2 separate regions of the Homo sapiens genome follow, and region 1 is linked to region 2. A link is a loop called in an ENCODE intact Hi-C map of the cell type or tissue named here. Cell type or tissue: A673. All regions are shown on one strand. Links, peaks and the distances in the headings refer to the core of each region. The heading gives the core; the rest is flanking DNA.

Region 1 (10,219 bases), core at 3,056-8,055, 100 kb before region 2:
AAAAAGTTGAAACTGGCCGGGCACGGTGGCTCATGGCTGTAATCCTAGCACTTTGGGAAGTAGAGGCAGGAGGATCTCTTGAGTTCAGGAGTTCAAGACCAGCCTGGGCAACATAGTGAGACCCCACCTCTACCGAAAATCAAAAAAATTACCTGGGCATGGTGGTGTGCGCCTATAGTCCCAGCACTTTGGGAATCTGAGGTGGGAGGATTGCTTGAAGCCGGGAGGTTGAGGCTACAGTGAGCTGGGATGGTGCCATTGTACTCCAGCCTCAGCAACAGAGTGAGACCCTGTCTTAAAAAAAAAAAAAAGGTTGAAGCTATTTTTATGACTGATTGTGGACTTCTCATGACTGACAGTATCAATACATAAGTGATCACAGCAGCCAGCCTTTGCAGAATGCTCTCCTATCTCTTGCTCCATTTCATCCTCAAGTCCTGCTGAGGCCAGAGTTTTTAATTCCTATTTCATTGGTGAAGAAACTTAGGTTCAGAGAGGTTAAGGGCCCTATCCAGGGACAAATAGTAGTTCTTCCGGGAACTTGGAGGGGATCCTTCAGGTGGAGTGTGAACAGCCGATGGCTCGGGGGTGGAGAACTGAGACTCGTCACCCAGAAGCAGGGCGAGCAGACAGCGCCAGAAAAGGTGGATGGCATTTACAGGCAGGTGCATAGGCTGCCAGGCTGTGGGTAACTGAGATGCGCCTGCCAGCAGGCCAGCCTGGGGAGGCAGTGTTCAGGGAAAAGGCAGAGCAGAAAGGTCAGATGAGTGGTGTCAGCCATGGAACCAGAGAAGCTGGAGGACAAAGACAGGGAGGAAGGCTGGGAGGGGCCCGTCTTAGTCACCAGCACAGGAGAAGGTGAGAGGCAGGGAGACTGATTTGGGAGGAGGAGGGAAGAGTAATGTGTTCTAAGTCATGGTGGATTTGAGGTTACAATGGGACTTCCAGCTGGAAATGCCTGAAAAACACCTGGAAATAAGGAGCTTGGATGAGAGGTGAGGCCTTAAGTTCTTCTCAGCCATGGAAATCACTGGAGCCATGCAGAGGAATGAGATCTTTGAGAATTGCAAGGGCTCAGAATAGAACTGGAAGCACAGAGAGGGCTGCACTCAGCTGGTGCAGGGGCTGTGGCACAAGCCCAGTGGGAGACGTGGCAGCGTGGGTGTAGCCCTCTCCCCAGAAATACTCCCAAGAAGGGGAGCTGAGTTATAGAGAGGGAAGCAGGGGAGCAAAAGCTATTGCAAGACCCTGGAGATCCATCCTTGCATGAGGCAGAGTGGAGGGACCCAGTGGACAGCAAGAGACTGAGAAGCAATAACATTTATCCAATGCCTGGCATTTATTAGAGCATCTAGGCTCTCAGTAAATATTAGTTCCTTGACTGAGTAGATGCTTTTCATACATTCTCTGCTCTTCATAAAGATCCCATTGTCCTCATTTAACAGAAAAGAAAACGGAGGCTCAGAGGGGTTTAGTAACTTACCTAAGGTTGCACAGCTGGTAAGTCATCTGGACTTGAACCCAGGCCCGCCTCACTCCTTGGCCCATGCTCTCCACCAGAACAGAAGCTGAGAACCAGAAGATAATGAACGATCATGTAGGGTCCTAGAGGGGGCAGAAAGGAGGGGCCTGGGAGTCCAAGCAGAGGTGCCTCTATGCTCTTGTCAAGGAGTTCGTGGCCCACAACTGGGGGGGCTGCCCTGACCTGAAATGGTGTCAAGTCTTCCATATTTTACAAAATGGCTCCTTAATGGGCTCCTCAGAGGGAATCAGGGAAGGTCTTTGCTGGTGGCACAGATTTGTTTGTGTTTAAACTGTGGTTTTAAAATGAAATTTTAGAAGGATTGTAGTGGTTTCTTCATGCATGTTCCCCCGAGTGGTTGGGACATTGAGGGTGGATTTCCTTGCCCATCTAAAAATCTCTCCTTATGGCTGCCTCCCCACTCCCCTGGCTTCTTGCAGCCCTGAGGCCCCCCCGCCCCCAGAGCCCACGTGGGAAGAGCAGCAGACAAGCGTGTTGCACCTGGTGGGGGACAACTTCCGGGAGACCCTGAAGAAGAAGAAACACACCTTGGTCATGTTCTACGCCCCTTGTAAGTAGCTTGGGTGCTCACTGAGTGGCACAGTAAGAGGGGTTTGGCCCCACCAAACCAAAAAGACCCGCACACCCACCCCAGGGACCAAGGCAGCCGCTGATGGATCCCAGGGTCATCTCCATTATGAACCAGGCTCTCCAATTTTATTCCAGGCTAAGAGGTCCTTCAAATCCAGGGCCTCCTTTTGTCAGACTCGTCGGGCTCTCCTTCCTTTGGGGCAGCCTTTCTCGTGTCTGTCCTAAAGCCCTCTGCCTCTGTGCTCGTCCCCTCTTGTCCCTGGGCTCCTCCATGCCCCTGTCCCCTACCTGCACACTTCCCACCCCTCAGCTGTCCCCGCCCCCTCTTCCTTCTCCAGACACTGACTTATCTTCAGCACCTTGGAACCCCCTCTCCCTGCCCTTCCAGATGGCTCTGGAGCCGTGGCATAGGCACAGCCACATTCGCTCCTGAGCTCCTGTGCTGTGCTCGTTTTAATCAGAGCTCAAGCTGAGGAAGTGACACGTCTGCCGACATTGGCATCGGTGACCTCAGGTTTCTGTGTATTCCCATTTTGAAGTTGTTAATTGATACTTACAATGAAAGGTTCTTAGAATTTCCCACTCTCTGCTGCCCTTCTCTCTCTCCCCCAGGTTACAGCTCAGCTTAATGGAGTGAGGATAATAAAAGCTGCAGTCTACAGAGAAGCCAGGCAGCTCCATCTAGCCATAAACCTGCTCAGTTGTAGCTGGCCCTCCTGTTGGCTCCCCCGTCCCCACCTTTCAAGTGTCAGTAATCCGTGGAGTCTGTGTGTTCTCAGGGTCTGAGAGGGGCCGCCACAGCCTCAGCCCCTCCTTGAGGCAGCCTCCCTGCCCATCTCTTTCTGCCTTTCCTTCTCAGAGTGGGACTTGTCCTCTCCCAGTCCCTTACAGAGCTTCCGGCTGTCCTCTTCGGTCTGTAGAGTGTGCCCAGAAGCCTGAAAATTTTCGGGAGCTGACATCTTCCCTCTGGCATTAGGGGGTGGAGGACTGAGCCTTGCCCAAGGCCATGGGGCAAGTTAGTGGCAGGCCCCTCCCGCAGCCTGGATGGCTCTCTCTATGTCACAGGCACAGTCCAGAGAGTGAGAGTGTTTTCAGCAGCAAGTGAGAACCTGGCTGCAGGAGTGGAAGCCCTTGACCAGACGAAATACTTTCCCCCAGACCTCTGGACCAGAGCCCAGTGCTTCCTCTGCCTCTCTTCAGCTCCTCCCTGACTGAGGGGCCTTCATAGCAGACATAAGCCCCCCGCCACCCTGACCCTGGCTGCTGGGACCGACAGGTGCTTGAATCCCCAGGGAATCTGGGAGAGACTCTTACCCTTTTGGGCTGCCAAAGATCTACAACTCCTTCCTTCCTGCCTGCCTGCCTGCCTGCCTGCCTGCCTGCCTGCCTGCCTGCCTGGCCTGCCTTCCTGCCTGCCTGCCTTCCTGCCTGCCTGCCTGCCTGCCTTCCTGCCTGCCTGCCTTCCTTCCTGCCCTCCTTCCTTCCTGCCCGCCTTCCTGCCTGCCTTCCTTCCTGCCTGCCTTCCTTCCTGCCTTCCTTCCTTCCTGCCTTCCTTCCTGCCTGCCTTCCTTCCTGCCTGCCTTCCTTCCTGCCTTCCTTCCTGCCTTCCTGCCTTCCTTCCTTCCTTCCTTCCTGCCTTCCTTCCTGCCTGCCTTCCTTCCTGCCTGCCTTCCTTCCTGCCTGCCTTTCTTCCTGCCTTCCTTCCTGCCTTCCTGCCTTCCTTCCTTCCTTCCTTCCTTCCTGCCTTCCTTCCTGCCTGCCTTCCTTTCTGCCTTCCAGCCTGCCTGCCTTCCCGCCTGCCTTCCCACCTGTCTTCCACCTACCCATCAAATATCAGCTCTGTGCTGTGCAGTGTCTAGGGCCCAGGGTACAAGGGAGGGAGACATGTCCCTGCCAGGCCTTGAGGGGCTCACTGTCTACCCTGACAAAATTCTAAACACAATCCATCCAGGGCAGGGTCACTGAGTGACTCAACCTCTGGCAGAGGGCTTGGTCCTTAGAGTTTCTTCATTTCTGTTACTGCGTTTTTCTGTCCCTAAACCTTGCCCCAGGGACATACATCTTTATCAGTGGGTTACAGGGGGAAGACTTTCCAAGGACAAAAAAGATACATCTTTTGACTTTTTAATAATGAAAATAATAATACCTATTTTTATATATAAATATGGCATATACTATATACTTTTTATATATGAAGGATCTAAACACTACAGAAATGTCAAATAGTAAAGTCAAATGCCTGATAGAGGTCTAAAGGAAAAGCAGCATACCCACACGTTCCTGCTCCCCTTCTAGCTGCCTCACCCCAACATCTTACCTCCCCTCACATCTCTCCACCTCCCACATCCCTTCTCCCACCATGTCTGCCCCTGCATCCTGTCTCCCCAGCTTCTGCACAGCTCTTCCTCCTGCTGTTTCATTGTTCCTTTTACGCTGAATGGTCTGGTCATGGTGACTGCCCTTCTCAGGCCAGCTTGGCGGAGTCTCTAGAACTGCAATTGTCCAGCCTGTCCTCAGTCTTTGTTCCTCTTTCCCCACTCTGGGAGGCGTCTTTGGTTTTCTGCTACACAGAGGCAGTGCCTTTTTTTTTTTTTTAAGCCTACATTAAATAAAAAAAATCATCCACATCTGGCCCTCCTGACACCTCTTGGAAGCATCTTCATGCACTTTCTGAAACAGCCCTCCCTCCCATTACTCATTGGCCCCACTCTTTCTTTCGGATAATGAGAAAATTAGATGCAACAGAAAGCCATTAATCTGAGGCCTAGATATTTTAAATTGATGGTAACAGGAATTTACACTAGGCTGACAGTTACCTTTAGACTTTCAATGAACAAAGAGGTTAAAAAGGAAAAATTAATAGTGAAACCAGGTTTTGAGGAAGGGGGGTGGTTATTTTCGCCAGCCTAATGCTATTATGGGCATAGGCCACACACAAGGGGCCTGCAGCTGCCTGCAGGAGCTGTCTGTGACATACCTTGTTAACCAGTAGATTGCGCTCTTTAAGTGTTTTGAAAATTTTATAACATCATCCCTTTATAGTGTGACATTTTCATGAATTTGAGCTATTTTTCTTTCTGTTATGTCAAATTAGTGAAGTGTTACTTGTAATTTCCATTTTAGGCTATTAAAAAATCATCCAGTCTCTGCCATGAGCTAGGCTGTGCTAGGCACATTGCTAAGCTGTGCTTGTCTCATTTCTGATATAACCCATCACTGGCCCAGGTCTCTTCTGCTCCTTCTGCATGAGACTTGGCAAAGCCCTCTACACCCCCACCCCCCATCACCCCCCACAATGCTCTGGGCCAGCTGGCCACTCTGCCAGCCAGGCCATGTGGGTGGTCCTGCTCATCTCAAGACTGGCTCAAGGACTAAATTCAGATTAAACTTGTAGCTTAGCCTTAATTTGGTTTCACAAAACCCTTTGAAATGCCAGTCATTATTATCTTATTTTAAAAAGGAGAAAGTAGATGAGCAAAGCCGTTTCTGTTCCCACCGTGGCATCTCTGCCTTCCCGAGGCTGAGGGAGGCTGGCTGACGTAGAGGTGTGGGCTGGAGCCTCCCCTTGCTCAGGGAAACCCTCCCCTCAGAGCCCTTCTGTGCCCTGGACAGTTCTGTTCACCAGTGACTGGGAAAGGGCTGAGAGAGGAGGGGGGTTTGGGTTCTGATCTGTTAGTGCTGAGGGAAGGGCTGGATCAGCCTGCAGCTCCTGGGCTCACCAGGACAGGAGGAGAAAGTGGCCCCCACAGAGGTCCCTACCCTGCTTCTGAGACACTGAGGTCAGAGTTGGGGCTCAGGGTGATGCCCAGAACAAGAGACAGATGCTGGAGGTAGGGGCCCCAGTATAGCTCAAAGGCCTTAGGCTGCTCTGACAAGCCTTCTCCCTGGGACAGGGAGCATCAAGGGACCTGAGGACTGCCTGGTGACTTCCCGTAGCTCCTCTCCCTCTTACCCTGACCATGGCCTTCCTGTTCCTGGCTTTGAGGTTCTGGTTATTGTAGAGCAAAGAGTAGATGGAGACCTGGGGACCAGGGCCTGATTTGGCTGCTCACAGTCTGGGCTGGGTGGAGGTTGCTAGGAATGCAGAAGTTAGCAGCAAATCATGAGCAGTGGGTGCAGAGTAGTTGCCCCAAAATCCCCCCACCCTGCATTTCCCAACGCCACTTCCTCTCAGTCAGGAAATGGAGAGATTTGCTATTGTCCCTGGAGCAAGAGAAGATTGTAGCGGCTCTGAGAATCCCGTGCCTTCCTCTTTAAGCCCAAAGCTCCCTCTGCCCCCAAGATCAGGCTGTTCCTCGTCCTCTGTGGAAGGAGCAGAACTAGACTACAGTGACCATCGCCCCCCAGCCTGGGCAGGAGCATATGATGCTTGTGACAGGGACTCCTACCAGTCCCCCCTACCAATAGATCAGACATGGGTGGGAGGTGGTTAGAGTGGCAAGGTTGACAAAAGGACCCTGACAGTGTGGCGGGCAGTGGGGAGCTCCTGGAGAGCCCTCTCTGGAGCTTTCAGGAAGGGTCCCTGGCCCTGCAGCCTCCCTGCACATGCATCACAGTCCTGTGTGCTCTCTTCCCCTCTCACACAGGGTGCCCACACTGTAAGAAGGTCATTCCGCACTTTACTGCTACTGCTGATGCCTTCAAAGATGACCGAAAGGTAAGGACAGCGCTCTTCATCTCTTGATCTGCCTGCAGCTAATTCCTACACCTTCCTTCTTGTCATTCAGGTCCTTCCCCAAACAGGGGCAGGTCTGCTAAGACCTGTAAGCAGGAAATTCCTTGGGAACCAGGACATTCTCTTTAGAAGGAAGATAGGGCAGGCTGGATTTATGCTGCAAAATCAACTAAAAGGGATATGCTGAACCATTCCAGCACTTACTTGGAGGAGAGGGATGGTTAAAGGGGTCATCTATTTACTTTTTTAGTGTTTGAACCTTTTTACTGTAGGATTGTCATCATGCATTACTTATATAATTAAAAATACAAATTTAAAAATCCAACAAAAGTCAACTGGAGGATGCCATGGTGGAGGAGAGCAAGGCCATGTCAGTGGAGCCTCGCCCTGCCTAAGTGAAAGGCTCCTGCAGCTGCCGACTGATGAAGCATAAAATTAACAAGCTAGAGCTGCAGATTGGATTAGAGTGCAGGGCCTCCAGGCGCGTCCCCCAGGCACATCCCCCAGGCAGCTGGTGCAGTGGGGGCTTCTGCTGGGAGAGGGCTTGTGGGGCAGGGAAATACCCCTGAATTCGGGGAAGTGTGATTGACTGCCAGCCTTTGAGTTCCCTTCTCATCCATGCCAGGCGGAGCACTGGTGCAGAGGACTGCAAACATTCCTCCCAGCCCTGAGACTCAGTCATGGGAACCTCTGGCCTAACAGGCCCTAGAAGCTGGCAGTCACGTGGGATCTGCATTCACACACACCCAAACCCAGAGTCACGTGCAGGGGTGCCTTACTTTCCTGGGTGGAATCCCAGGTGGGGCCAGGGCAGGCTGGAAGGAACCAAGGCCAGGCATAAGCTGAGCATAGAGTCCTAGATGATAAACAGGCCAAGCAGGCCTAGACGGAAGTTCAGCCGAGGCAGGAAAGGGGAGCAGGTATTAGTGGAGCAGCCCTCACAAGCAGAGACAGATGACCATCCCAGGGCCGGGTGGGCAGGGTTTGAAGTTTTGATCAAGGCCAACAGGAGGTCAGGCCTAAAGGTACCATCCAGACCTTGTGGGAGCAGAGATACAGGTGCTAGGATCACCTTAACAGGCCCAGAGACAGTGGCAGAGATGGGGTAATGAGAACTTTACAGGGACATAAAGCCAAAGGAAGCCAGGCTGGGGACAGGCCCATGCAGGCAGAGTGGGGATGAACTGGGAACCTGATTCTCACTTAGACCCAGAGCCCAGGACTCTCTCTGGAGTCAGGAGGTCCCATTGTTACCCGAAAGCCCTGGCTGCGGCTTTGAGGCACCCCTCACCCCCACCAGAAGGGAGTACAAGGACCAGAAGCGTTTTCTCCTCTGCCTGCCCCTTTCCCTGCACTGAGTGGGGTATGGCAGCAGGGGCTTCCTTCCCGTGTCCATGTCCCTCATTGTTCCCACCCACTTGTGCACAGCACAGGGTAGTTGCTCCTGCTTGGTGGTCCCACGATATCCAGCATGGCCTGGGCTGCCAGTCCACAGGACCGGAATAGCTGCCACTCTGTATTGACGTCCATCACGTGCCACCCAGAATGCTGGGTGCTCTGGGCAGCAGGAGAAAGGCTGAGGTGTGCCATCTCCCTGTCCCACTGGACACTCAGGTCTCCATAGGCCCCAGGAGATCTGTGAGGGTCCTGAGGCATGACTGGCAGACAGATCCTGGGCTTGCCCTCCCAGCCATGCTGGGGAGCATGGTGTCAGGGAGCGTGGTCCAGCTGAGGCACCGAGGGGGCTGGGGAAACCCTGAAGGGGCAGCCCCATTGACGTGGCCCCTTTCTGCCCACTAGACCGCCGCTGAGGCTGTCCTGTGGCCTGACCCACATCAGTGCAGGTGAGGCCAGACTTGCCAGGCCTCCAGCGGGCAGCTGAGAGCCCACGTCTTCTCTTCCCATTCCCCCTGCACTGCTACATGGGGGCCCATTTCCTTGATGCTCCCCTCCGCTTAGACACTGACACACCTTTGCTTGATTGTCTTGGGCCAGTGGTGTTGTGGCCTTTTCCTGGGTTCAGTCCTCCTGTCTCTTATTCCCTCTGTCTCTCCTTTCAGCTTCCTTTATTCCAAGCCAGGGATCACCCTCACTTGCATTCAGGAATGCACTTCATAACCTCTCTGTCTGAGGCAGGTGGCCTGCCTGGGTTTCCTGGAGGTTATATTCATGACATCAGGGAAGCCAGCCATCTGGCCTGGGGGGCTGAACTTACTGGTGCCCACTCTGTGCTCCAGGCATGGCACTGTGACTACTGGGTCCCATCCTACAACTATCAGATCAGAGTCTCTGGGGGATGGTGCTGGAAATTTGTGGTTTTTAAGAGCTGGCTCTTGTGCTGGCCACAGGCTGGTGTGTGGGGACTGTTGGCCTGTCCCCTCTCCCTTTACTCGTGAGGGATCCAGGCCCAGAGAGGAGCTGTGTCCCTTGTTCAGGAATGCCCAGCGGGTCACTGACAGCCAGAACTGGGTCTCCTGACACCCCAAGCTGCCACTTCTTAGCTGGAATTGTGGGGTTTTTCCACCCAGAAGCCAGCCCCTGTTCCTATCCCAATCAATATGCAGTTGGTTGTTCACTTCCATTTTCATAGCCAAAGTCAATATTAGCTCCTGCAGAGATTTATTTTACTGAATCAATAAAGCTGTGTGTGGCAGCTCATATTTTAGCAGGGGAGCCTCCACCCCCTCCCGGGAGCTTACTTGGGGACTTTATCGGTTGGCACACTGGTGGGGAAAGGAATGCAAAGTGTTAGTGTTGGAACAGATGGTGTTATTGAAGGGGCAAGGCAGACAGGACCTGTGGTGGGCTGGCAAGCAGGTGGGGGGCTCACCTTTCACTGCACGTCAAGGTGTGCAGGCTGGGGGTGGTGTGGGGCCAGGTGTGAAGGTCACCCTTAGAGGGAGGCCCTGAGGCAGTGGGGGCCCCACCTCTGCCATGGGCCCACTTCACTGCTGGAATCTGGCCATGACATGTAGGTCCTCCTGTTTATGAGGCTGGCTACTGCCTTTTCCAAGTGAAAGCTCCCTCAGGACAGAGACCTCATTTGTCCTTGAACTCCCCACAGTCATGACACCTTAGACCTGTGTAAATGTTGACTAGGTGAAGGAACAATATAACATATTTGATATTTACTGCGAGCTCTTCTTCCACTGAAAGCATTTCTTACATCATGTTGTCCTTACAATAGCTTGCTCAACTAGGTATTGTTACAGTGCTCATATTGCTGAAGAGGTGATTGAATCTTAGAGAGATCATATGCTAGTTTCTCAGCTGGAGAGGGGCAGAGTGAGAATCGCAAACAGGCATTGTCAGAGTTTGAGTTCTCCCAGAAGCAGACCCTGCTCCTGGGCTCATGTGCAGGGAATTTATTTGGGAAGTGATCTCAGGAAGTTCAGAGAGGACCCTGGAAGTGAGACACGAAAGGGGAGGAA
Region 2 (10,219 bases), core at 3,515-8,514:
TGCCTCACAGGGTGATAGCAAGGGATTTATTCAAATACGTAGCACTGAAGTTTTTCTTGGTATCTAAGTTTAAACTGGGGAGGCTTAGGATGGGTATAGTTTTTTTAAGTTCATAAGTTTATTTTGGAGTCCACAGTAATATATAAATTAGATTATTTTCACTTCTTAACTTTGCTCTGAGTTTAGAGATGGTAATAAGTTTTTTGTGAATTGATACCTTATGAAGGCATAAGCTTTTTTCACATTGGCTTATATTACATGTATTTCTTTAAGGCTCAACCTTGAAACAATTACATTAATTAGGCTAATACCAACCTGGAAGTAATTTGCATATGGCACATTAGAAAAAAAATGGAATCTTTTGATATCTCAGTAGAAATGCTGACCTGGAAGTTAAGATACCTGGGTCCCATCTGCCAGTAACTTTGTGACCCTGCATGGGTTATTTTACCTTCTTGTATCTCATCTTGCAATTCTGCAAGATGAAGATTTTAGACTACATAAGCCCAGGGGCCATTTCTTAGGTCTTAGGACAGACAATCTAAGATTTCTCGGATTCTAAAATTGTTTGTAAAAGCTTCTACAAAGCAGAAGTCATCAACTTGCTTTTATTTCTTATCTTCTTTCCCATAGACTTGTTGATGCCTTTTAAAGAAATTATGTCCCTGCTGGCCAGGCACGGTGGCTCACGCTTGTAATCCCAGCACTTTGGGAGGCCAAGGCAGGTGGATCACGAGGTCAGGAGTTCAAGACCAGCCTGGCCAATGTGGTGAAACCCCATCTCTACTAAAAATACAAAAATTAACTGAGCGCGGTGGCAGGTGCCTATAATCCCAGTTACTCCGCAGGCTGAGGCAGGAGAATTGCTTGAACCTGGGAGGCGGAGGTTGTAGTGAGCCGAAGATTGTGCCATTGCACTCTAGCCTGGGCGACAGAGCAAGACTCCATCTCAAAAAAAAAAAAAAAAAGAAAGAAAGAAATTATGTCCCTGCTAATACTTAACAGAACTTTTTCATTTATTTAGTGACATATCTATGCTAAGGTGTGGTGCTTACTTTCTTTCAAAAGAAATAAAAGCATTTTTTCTGATTATATGCTAATTCATTGTTAAAGAATTAGGAGATCCTACAAGACAGTGCCATAAAATAGAAGATAATAAAGATTAAATAACATTAAAAAGTGGAGAAAGAAAATAAAAAAGTTATAAATAAATAAAATAAAAATAACAAAAAAGAGTTGGGGGAAATGTATAAAGAATAAAATAAAAATTATCACCAAATTTTCATACATGTACATGTATCCATTATGTCCTTTTTTCACTTAATATTAAAAAGTAAATATTCCCTAATTATTATAAACATTTTAATAGTATCCTCCTAATACATTGTGTGGCTATTATATGAGGCTTTTGTTTACCTTCATCCTCATCTTTTTTTTTCTTAAAGAGACAGGGTCTCGCTGTGTTGGCCAGGTTGGTCTTAAACTCCTGGCCTCAAGTAATTCTCCCACCTTGGCCTCCCAAAGTGCTAAGATCATAGCATGAGCCACTGCCCCTGACCCATCCTCATCTTTAAAAGAAAATGTCCTTTATTTGTTTTCAGAGCAATACATTGGTACTCTAGTATCCCCTAAAGGTGAATAGTGACATTCATAAAAATGTGTATTGGAACTCCTTACCTCTGCCCTCTTCTTCCTCTCCTCTGCCTTCCTTCCTGTCTCTGTTTCCCCACCTCTGTCCACTCCCACTTTTGTCCTTGTTCCTAACCTCTGCCCACCTTCCAACCTCTGGCTATTCCTTCACCTACATTTCATCTGCTGGTTCCCTACTGGCTCGTTTCCCTCAGCCCTGCTGTTCTTTAAAAAACAAACAATAACAAAACCAAAAAAGCCTCTTTACGTATGCTCTCTTCTAATTTTTTGAGAGAGTAGACTACATTTGTTGTCTTGCTCCTTTACCCTCTATTTCTTTTCTTTTCTTTTTTTTTATTATACTTCAAGTTCTAGGGTACATGTGCACAACGTGCAGGTTTGTTACATATGTATACATGTGCCATGTTGGTGTGCTGCACCCATTAACTCGTCATTTACATTAGGTATATCTCCTAATGCTATCCCTCCCCCCTCACCCCACCCCACAACAGACCCCAGTGTATGATATTCCCCTTCCTGTGTCCAAGTGTTCTCATTGTTCAGTTCCCACCTATGAGTCTTAGTCTACTATGATCTCTTTTCTGCTCCTGTAATTCTCTCAGATATCCACCATTAAGCTCACCAGTATCCTTTCAATTGCCAAATACAGCAGAAACTCTTTAGAGTCTTATCTTATGTACCCTCTCTGCCTCATCTGTCATTATGTTCTTCCTTTTAAACATTTCCTTGTTTAATTTCAAAAAATGAATTTTATTTCAGGAAACATAGACACAAGTCACTGTTAATAGTTTAATGTATTTACATTTTTCTTCATGACAAATCTCTCATCCGTTCATTTTTATGAAACTGTTTTCTCCCGTTTTGTTTTGTTTTGTTTTGTTTCTCTCTTTCTCTTCCTATTCCTCAGTTTATTTGATACACTTTCTTCCTCCACCTGTCCTTTACATAGTGGCATTCTCCAGTATTCTGTCCTTGGCTTTATATTCTTCCAACTCCATGCCCTCTTCTTGGTTACTTTCATAATGGCCTTTTTGAAAAAATACACATACATTTATACATACACACACACATACACACACACACAGTAAAATATGCACATAAAAATTTCAAAGCCTATAAGAGTTGATATTTTCACAGAAAAGTAATTGCCTCCCAACTTTCTTCCTCAGAGTCATCCTTCTAGGGAGATTATGTGCCTATGCTAGTATATAGGTATTTATATATTTACTTATGCAATTATTCTTTTAAAATTTTTATGAAAATGATAGCATACTCAATACTAATTTGCATCTTTTTAAGTCTAAAAATATGTAGGAGTTTATTTCACATCAGTACACGGAGATCTATTCTTTTTAGTGGCCGCATGACTTTTTATTAAATATTTGCGTTTTCCTTTTGCTGCACCACATAACATCTTATTTTGAAAGAATTCAAACTTATAGAAAAGTTTAAAGAACAGCAGAATTAACATCCACCCCATATACCTACCTACCATTTTACTTTCTTCTTTCTTTTTTTTTTTTTACTGAGTCATTTCAAAGTTAATACTGTAGGTATCATCTCAGTTTATTCCAAAATTGAATTCAATATGTATGTCTTAAGAGCTAAGATATTCTTTTACGTAATCATAATACCTTAATCACACCAAAGAATTTAACATTAGTATAGTATTACCTAATAGAAAATCTGTATTCAAATTTCCATAGTTGCCCCCAGAATGTTCTATATAGTGTTTTGTTCCTCTCTCTAATCTAGGAGCTAATCAAGAATTGAGATTTTTACTTGGTTGTCATAGGCCTTTCATTTAACTACTATTAAAATAGAAGACTGCCAAGTTAGATCTCTGGATCAAACTCTTTCCTGAAGCAGACTGAAATATCTGCTAAGTATAATTATTTGGATGTCCCACTAGCAGCTCTAGAATAGCATGTCCCACAGTGAGCTCAGTATTTTCTGCTCTTGAATTACTTTTCTTCCATATGCCCAACTTAGTGCATGGTGTCATTCAAACGTTGCCTAAACAAGAAGCCTCTGAGTCAATCTTAATCTCCTCCCTCTTTGACACTGTACGCACTACTTCCTTTGCCTTTGATTCTCTTCCTACCTTGCCTACCTGGTTCAGCCTTTAAGACCCAGTTTAAGCTTTACTCCATCTAGGAAGTCTTCCCTGGCCTTTCTTTTTTCTCTATGCAGAATTAGATGTGTCTCCATTGGGCTCCCTTAGTATCCTCTACACACACCTGTGCCATCAGTTATCACTTTGGGTGGTAATTATTGACTTACGTATCTGCCTTAATTAGAGTGACCTCCTTAAGTTGGTGTGGACTTAACTCTTCTTTTTCTTTCCTTTTTTTTTTTTTTTTTTTGAGGTGGATTCTCGCTCTGTCACCCAGGCTGGAGTGCAGTGGCGCAGTCTCGGCTCACTGCAAGCTCCACCTCCCAGGTTCACACCATTCTCCTGCCTCAGCCTCCCGAGTATCTGGGACTACAGGTGCCCGCCACCACGCCCGGCTAATTTTTTGTATTTTTAGTAGAGACATGGTTTCACTGTGTTAGCCAGGATGGTCTCGATATCCTGACCTCGTGATCTGCCCACCTCGGCCTCCCAAAGTGCTGGGATTACAGGCATGAGCCACCGCCCTGGCTGGACTTAACTCTTTTCTGTACTAGGGATAGTAACAAAGTACCTGGTTTGTAAATGCTTGATAAATATTTATTAAATGGAATAATATGCTAGTAGACAGTCTTCTCTGTATCAATTAAAGATTTTTTAAGTGACACAGACAGTAACCCCAGGGAGACAGGAGTTAGTGAATGTTTCTGAGTACTTACTATGTACCAGTTACTTTTCTTTGTATTTGCAAATGTTATTTCACTTAATCTCTACAACTTTTATTTTTCAAAAGAGGAAATTAAATAAGTGTCCCAGATTATAAGTAAATATTTGAACCCAAGTCTGACTGACTCTAGAAATATGCTCCTAAGTGTTTTAAAGGCATTTAAGGCCAGGCACGGTGGCTCACGCCTGTAATCCCAGCACTTTCGGAGGCTGAGGCAGGCAGATCACTTGAAGTCAGGAGTTCAAAATCAGCCTGGCCAACCTGGTGAAACTCCACTCTCTACTAAAAAGTACAAAAATTGGCCAGGCATGGTGATGGGTGCCTGTAATCCCAGCTACTTGGGAGGCTGAGGCAGGAGAATCGCTTGAACCTGGGAAGCAGAGGTTGCAGTGAGCCGAGATCGCGCCACTGCATTCCAGGCTGGGTGATAGAACGAGACTCAATCTCGAAAGAAAGAGGCCGGGTGCAGTGGCTCACGCCTGTAATCCCAGCACTTTGGGAGGCCGAGGCGGGCAGATCACAAGGTCAGGAGATCGAGACCATCCTGGCTAACGCAGTGAAACCCCATCTCTACTAAAAATACAGAAAAAAGTAGCCAGGCATGGTGGCACGCACCTGTAGTCCCAACTATTCTGAAGGCTGAGGCAGGAGAATCGCTTGAACCTGGGAGGTGGAGGTTGCAGTGAGCCAAGATTGTGCCACTGCACTCCAGCCTGGGTGACAGAGCAAGACTCCATCTCATTGAAAAAAAAAAAAAGGAAGGAAGGAAAAGAGAGAAAAGAAGGAGTGATTAAGAGAGTTAGTCTAAATTTAGAGAAAACTATAGTATCCAATTGTAGGACAATAAATTATGGTATATCCCCACAATTAAAGGTTATATAATCATTACAAATCGTGTGGTTGAGGAATATTTACTGTCTTGGGAAAGTGTTTGTGTAGTACTGTGAAGTACTAAAAAGTAGTATATAAAAGTATCAATCTATTTTTTAAAATGTGTCTACATATACAGAAAAGACTGGAAGGAAATACATGAAAGGGTTGGCAGTAATTTTCCCAGAGTTGTGGCATTTATAGGTTATATTAATTTCTTCTTTGTATAATCTGTATTTTCCAGATTCTCTACAATGAACATGAACTTTTATAATCAGAAAAAAAAAGGTCATTTAAAAAGTAAAGGACTAAAGAAAAAATAATCAAGCAGAACTTATTTAAGGTTTTAGAATTATTAAACTGGAAAGGTTTGGTGTTGGCCTTCCTTGCCTCTGGGGTGCAACTGGCCTGAGCATCCCAGGCAGATGAGTGGTTCCTATTTTAAGATCTTCTCACTAGGATAAGCCAGCTTTCCTCTGCCTTACAATCAGTTGCCCAATAACCAGTGCAAAAGGAATTTTTCCTTTATACTATTTTATGAAGAAATGATAATGAGATACTCTTCTGTGTCTTGTGGAAATTATCATTGTATAAAGAGGTTTTTTTTTTCTCTCTAATATAAGAAAAGGGCCAAATTAATGTTCCTGCCTGGAAGAAAAAAAAATGTAATGCTCCTGCCCGAACTTTATCTTTTACTGTATAAAAACATTGAAAGAAGTCGATAATGTAGATATTTAAGAAGAACCAAAAAGGCATAGGAAAGCATGGGTTGTTACATGTCTCCATTAGTTTTCTTTTCAGAGACATTCTATGCATGAGGTATCTCTGTTTTTCCTCTGGGTGGCTGTTTTTCTAGCATAGCATGCAAGACTGATTAGTCTTAATTTTTCACGTTGGGATTTAGCACACTCTAGTGGACAGTAGCTTTTCAGTTTTCACAGTTTTTAAAAAAATCATATCAAATTACTTTATTGGACAATTCAGTGATATACTTACTAGCAGTAAAGTTTGTCAGTATTTGAATCAAGTAATGACCCTAGTGAGCTGGAGTAACTTTGTCAGCCACTGGGGTGTTGTACATTTTTACATGATTTTTTTAGCAGTAGGAGGAGAGGCTTTTATCGTTATGTCAGAACTTTTCCCCAGTGGTTTTCCTCTTTTGAGTGGAATGAAATTGATGGGGGTGGCCAAAATGAAGAGGAACACTTGTACCTCTACCTCACACTCTTTAGGTCTTAGAATGTGCTTTATGTTTTCATTTTAGGACTCTTGAGAATTTCTATATACCAGTGTGTGACAATTTTGACTGTTTGTAAATATTGTTACATCCTATCTTGATGGATTGTTTCTGGAAATGGGCTCCCACCGGAAACAAAAATAATCTTTTATTTTGCTTTTGCAGAGTGATGGTGATGATTTTAATTACATCATTGCATTTTTCCTTGGAACAGCAGCCTGCCTTTACCAGGTAGGTTTTCTTCCATTTTAAAGAAACACTTACCATTATTGTTTACTTCGGGTATCAGTTCTAACAATTGTGCATTTTAAATAAATTATTAAAACTCTGAGTTCTTTGCTTCTCTTTTAATTTGAGCCTCTTTTAACTTTGTGACCTATGTCTCCATTTTGAGTAGACATACATCCCAGTGAACCTGATGTTAACCTTCTTCCTGTGCTGAGGCTTCAGTGGTGGTATGTCATCTGCCTATGGTAGTAAAGACTACTTCTAGGCTGGGTGTGGTGGCTCATGCCTGTAATCCCAGCACTTTAGGAGGCCGAGGTGGGCAGATCACTTGAGGTCAGGAGTTCAAGGCCAGCTGGCCAACACGGTGAAACCTTGTCTGTACTAAAAATACAAAAATTAGCCGGGCATGGTGATGTGTGCCTGTAGTCCCAGCTACTTGGGAGGCTGAGACAGGAGAATTGCTTGAACCCAGGAGGCAGAGGTTGCAGTGAGCCAAGATCGCGCCACTGCACTCCGGCCTGGGCAACAGAGCGAGACTACATCTCAAAAAAAAAAAAAAAAAAAAAAAAAAAAAAAAAAAAAACTACTAGATTTTCTGGTGGTTGATTATTCAGCTTCCAGGTTCTACTTATACTCTAGGCTGAGGATTTTGTATTGGAGGGAAGTTTTTGAATAGAGAACAGCACAGTAAAAACAGGATTTTAGGATTCAATTTAGCAGTAATGAATAGAATGGACTGTAAGAGCAGAGAGACTGGAAGCAAGGAAATTGGTTTGGAATTATTACTACAGGTAGAAGGTAATGAAAGCCAACATATGGTAATGGCAGTGAGGATAGAAAAAAATAGACATTGAGAAGGAAGACTCACTGGGACTTGAAGACTGTGAAACTTAAGGAGGGAAGAGATTTTGCACCTTGGTGACATGGAGACTGATAGTCACATTTCCAAGGCCAGAGGAGGCACACATTTGTAGGAAAGGAAGTTACCAGTTACCCAAATGCAAGAATGTCTTTGTTAAAACGTGTTACAGCAAGCAAGGCTTTTTGACCTAACTTTTTTGTAAGTGACACATTTTTCTAGCTTGAATTAGAAAAAATGTTAAGAGTCAGAACTGCAAATATAAGACTACCTAAAGTTCAGTGGACGTCTTTAGGGACGTATTTTGAATATATGTATTTGACTTTTATGTAAAGACATTAGACATTTTAGTTCCAGTGGCCTCATTTTTTAAAATCACTTGATTTTCTTTTTCTTTTTTTTTTTTTTTTGACGGAGTCTCGCTCTGTCGCCCAGGCTGGAGTGCAGTTGTGCGATCTCGGCTCACTGCAAGCTCCGCCTCCCAGGTTCACGGCATTCTCCTGCCTCAGCCTCCCGAGTAGCTGGGAATACAGGCTCCTGCCACCATGCCTAGCTAATTTTTTGTATTTTTAGTAGAGATGACGTTTCACCATGTTAGCCAGGATGGTCTTGATCTCCTGACCTTGTGATCCGCCCACCTCGGCCTCCCAAAGTGCTGGGATTACAGGCGTGAGCCACCGCGCCTGACCAAAAAAATTGCTTGATTTTCTTAACCATTTATATTATCTTCAGAAATTTTCTGTCAAATCTGACAGATTTAATGGTGATGAGTGACACTTCATGCAGGAAATGTGAAAACATATTTGTTAATGTCACATAGTGCTTTAATTTTATGAAATATTCTTGTATATATTTTCTATTTTAATTTCTATCCTGTCACAAAAGGGATAATATCTCATTTTTTAAAGTGAGAAAACGGAGACAGTTTCAGTACTGTCCTGAGATCACATAATCAGAAAGTGGTAGAGTCAGTACTTAACTCTGGGTGTCTGATTTTCAGTATTGTGTTCTGTCTACTATATCATGCTGTCTGTAGGCAAAATTCCTAATTTGTGTAATTTTTATAATGTAATAAAGTTATAATTTTATAACTATACACATGATCTCATTTGATTTTTATCTAAAACTGTGAGGTATTTAATATAATTTTATGAATAATCATTCTTATAAAATACAAGTTTTGGTTGCTTTGTCTTAAGTAATTGTAAATGCTTAGTAATAATGGCAGAATGTATTGAGCTCTTATTTTGTGTTAAGCCTTTTATAGTCATTGTACCATTAAATCCTCACAAAAAGGAGGATATACCATTATATCGTCCTCACTGAGGTATAGACAGTTCTTATAGCTTGTTAGTGACTTAAACCCAGATCTTTGTGACTTCAGAGCAGGTGACTACCAGGCTATAGATAGGCATACCTCTGTTACACTTCCCAGAACAGCCTCGAGTAGTTCTGAGAGTTGCTTCGTGGTAGAGTGGTGTCACTCAGGTGTTCTTTTACTTGAGAGAAGTAAACAAATTCATGCTTTAAAAAAGAAAAGCAGAAAACTAATTTCCTTCATATTGAAAGGCATGAAACTGCCTGCTTTCTAAATATGATGAGCAGGGTGATAATAATGCTGTTTTTTTCCCCCACAGTAAAACTTAAGTAATTATGTTTTACCATATAACATGCTCTGTCTCCAGTTGTCAGGATATTTTTAAATCCTCTTTAGATCAGATCTGAAAAGCCATTACCACATGGTTTGTCATCTTTTTCTTCAGGATGCAGGTGCTTATGGAAGCCCAGAGCTCAGCCTGATAGGATTAATCTTGATATGGAACATTTCAAATAGGAAAGCAAAGGATCAGTGAAGAAACTAGAGACTTCCTGTTCCCTCAATGTTTTACTTTGAAAACTTGAAACTTACAGAAAAGTTGAAAAACCAGTATACTTAGAGTCATCAATTGTTAACATCTTGCAACACCTTCTTTATCTCACTCTCTATGTATGTGCATATAGCGTGTATAAACACACCATCCCCGACTTGGAACTTTTTTTACTTTCTAATGATGCAAAAGTGATATGCACTCAGTAGAAACTATGTTTCAGGTACTCACATGACCATTCTGGTTTTCAGCACACTATTCAATAAATTACATGAGATAATGAATATATTTGAATAAAATAGGCTTTGTATTAGATGATTTTGCCCAGCTGTAGGCCAAAGTTCTGAGCATGTTTAAGGTAGGCTAGGCTAAGCTATGATGTTTGGTAAGTTAATTGTATTAAATACATTTTTAACTTAGGATATTTTCAACTTATAATGAGTATATCAGGATGTGACCCTATCGTAAGCCAAGGAGCTTCTGTAGTTGTTTTTAAAGTAAGTTTTAGACATATGTGTATGGGTAAAGTTTTTCTAATTAAACTTTTTATTTTGGGATAATTGTAGATTTACGTGGAGTTGCAAGAGAGATCTTACGTACCCTTTACTGGTTTCCCCCAATGTTACCATCTTGCAAAACTATATAAAACGGTATCACAACCAGAGTA

What was found. A loop is a pair of places that touch in the nucleus more often than their neighbours do. Peaks named below come from ENCODE experiments on the same cell type or tissue, not always from the same donor. Only the 100,000 strongest peaks of a DNase experiment are listed, where the experiment ranks them.
Region 1: a loop joins it to region 2, with 2.8 times the contacts of the local background. A loop is called at or near these places in 2 of 110 quality-filtered maps.

What each region holds. Positions count from the first base shown.
Region 1 is chr3:123,148,272-123,158,490 of GRCh38, forward strand. It overlaps PDIA5 (protein disulfide isomerase family A member 5), which reads left to right. Exons shown (of 17, transcript NM_006810.4): 14 at 1,963-2,093; 15 at 6,700-6,770. Among named protein-coding and RNA genes, the nearest start is that of MIR7110, 8.4 kb to the right of the region's middle. RefSeq lists enhancers at 5,857-6,357, 8,399-8,898. In A673, for the core only: a CTCF peak has its summit at 5,120; a DNase peak (open chromatin) is centred at 3,960; H3K27ac peaks cover 3,941 bases.
Region 2 is chr3:123,252,762-123,262,980 of GRCh38, forward strand. It overlaps SEC22A (SEC22 homolog A, vesicle trafficking protein), which reads left to right. Exons shown (of 7, transcript NM_012430.5): 6 at 6,763-6,828. Among named protein-coding and RNA genes, the nearest start is that of SEC22A, 56 kb to the left of the region's middle. In A673, for the core only: a CTCF peak has its summit at 6,257; a DNase peak (open chromatin) is centred at 6,230.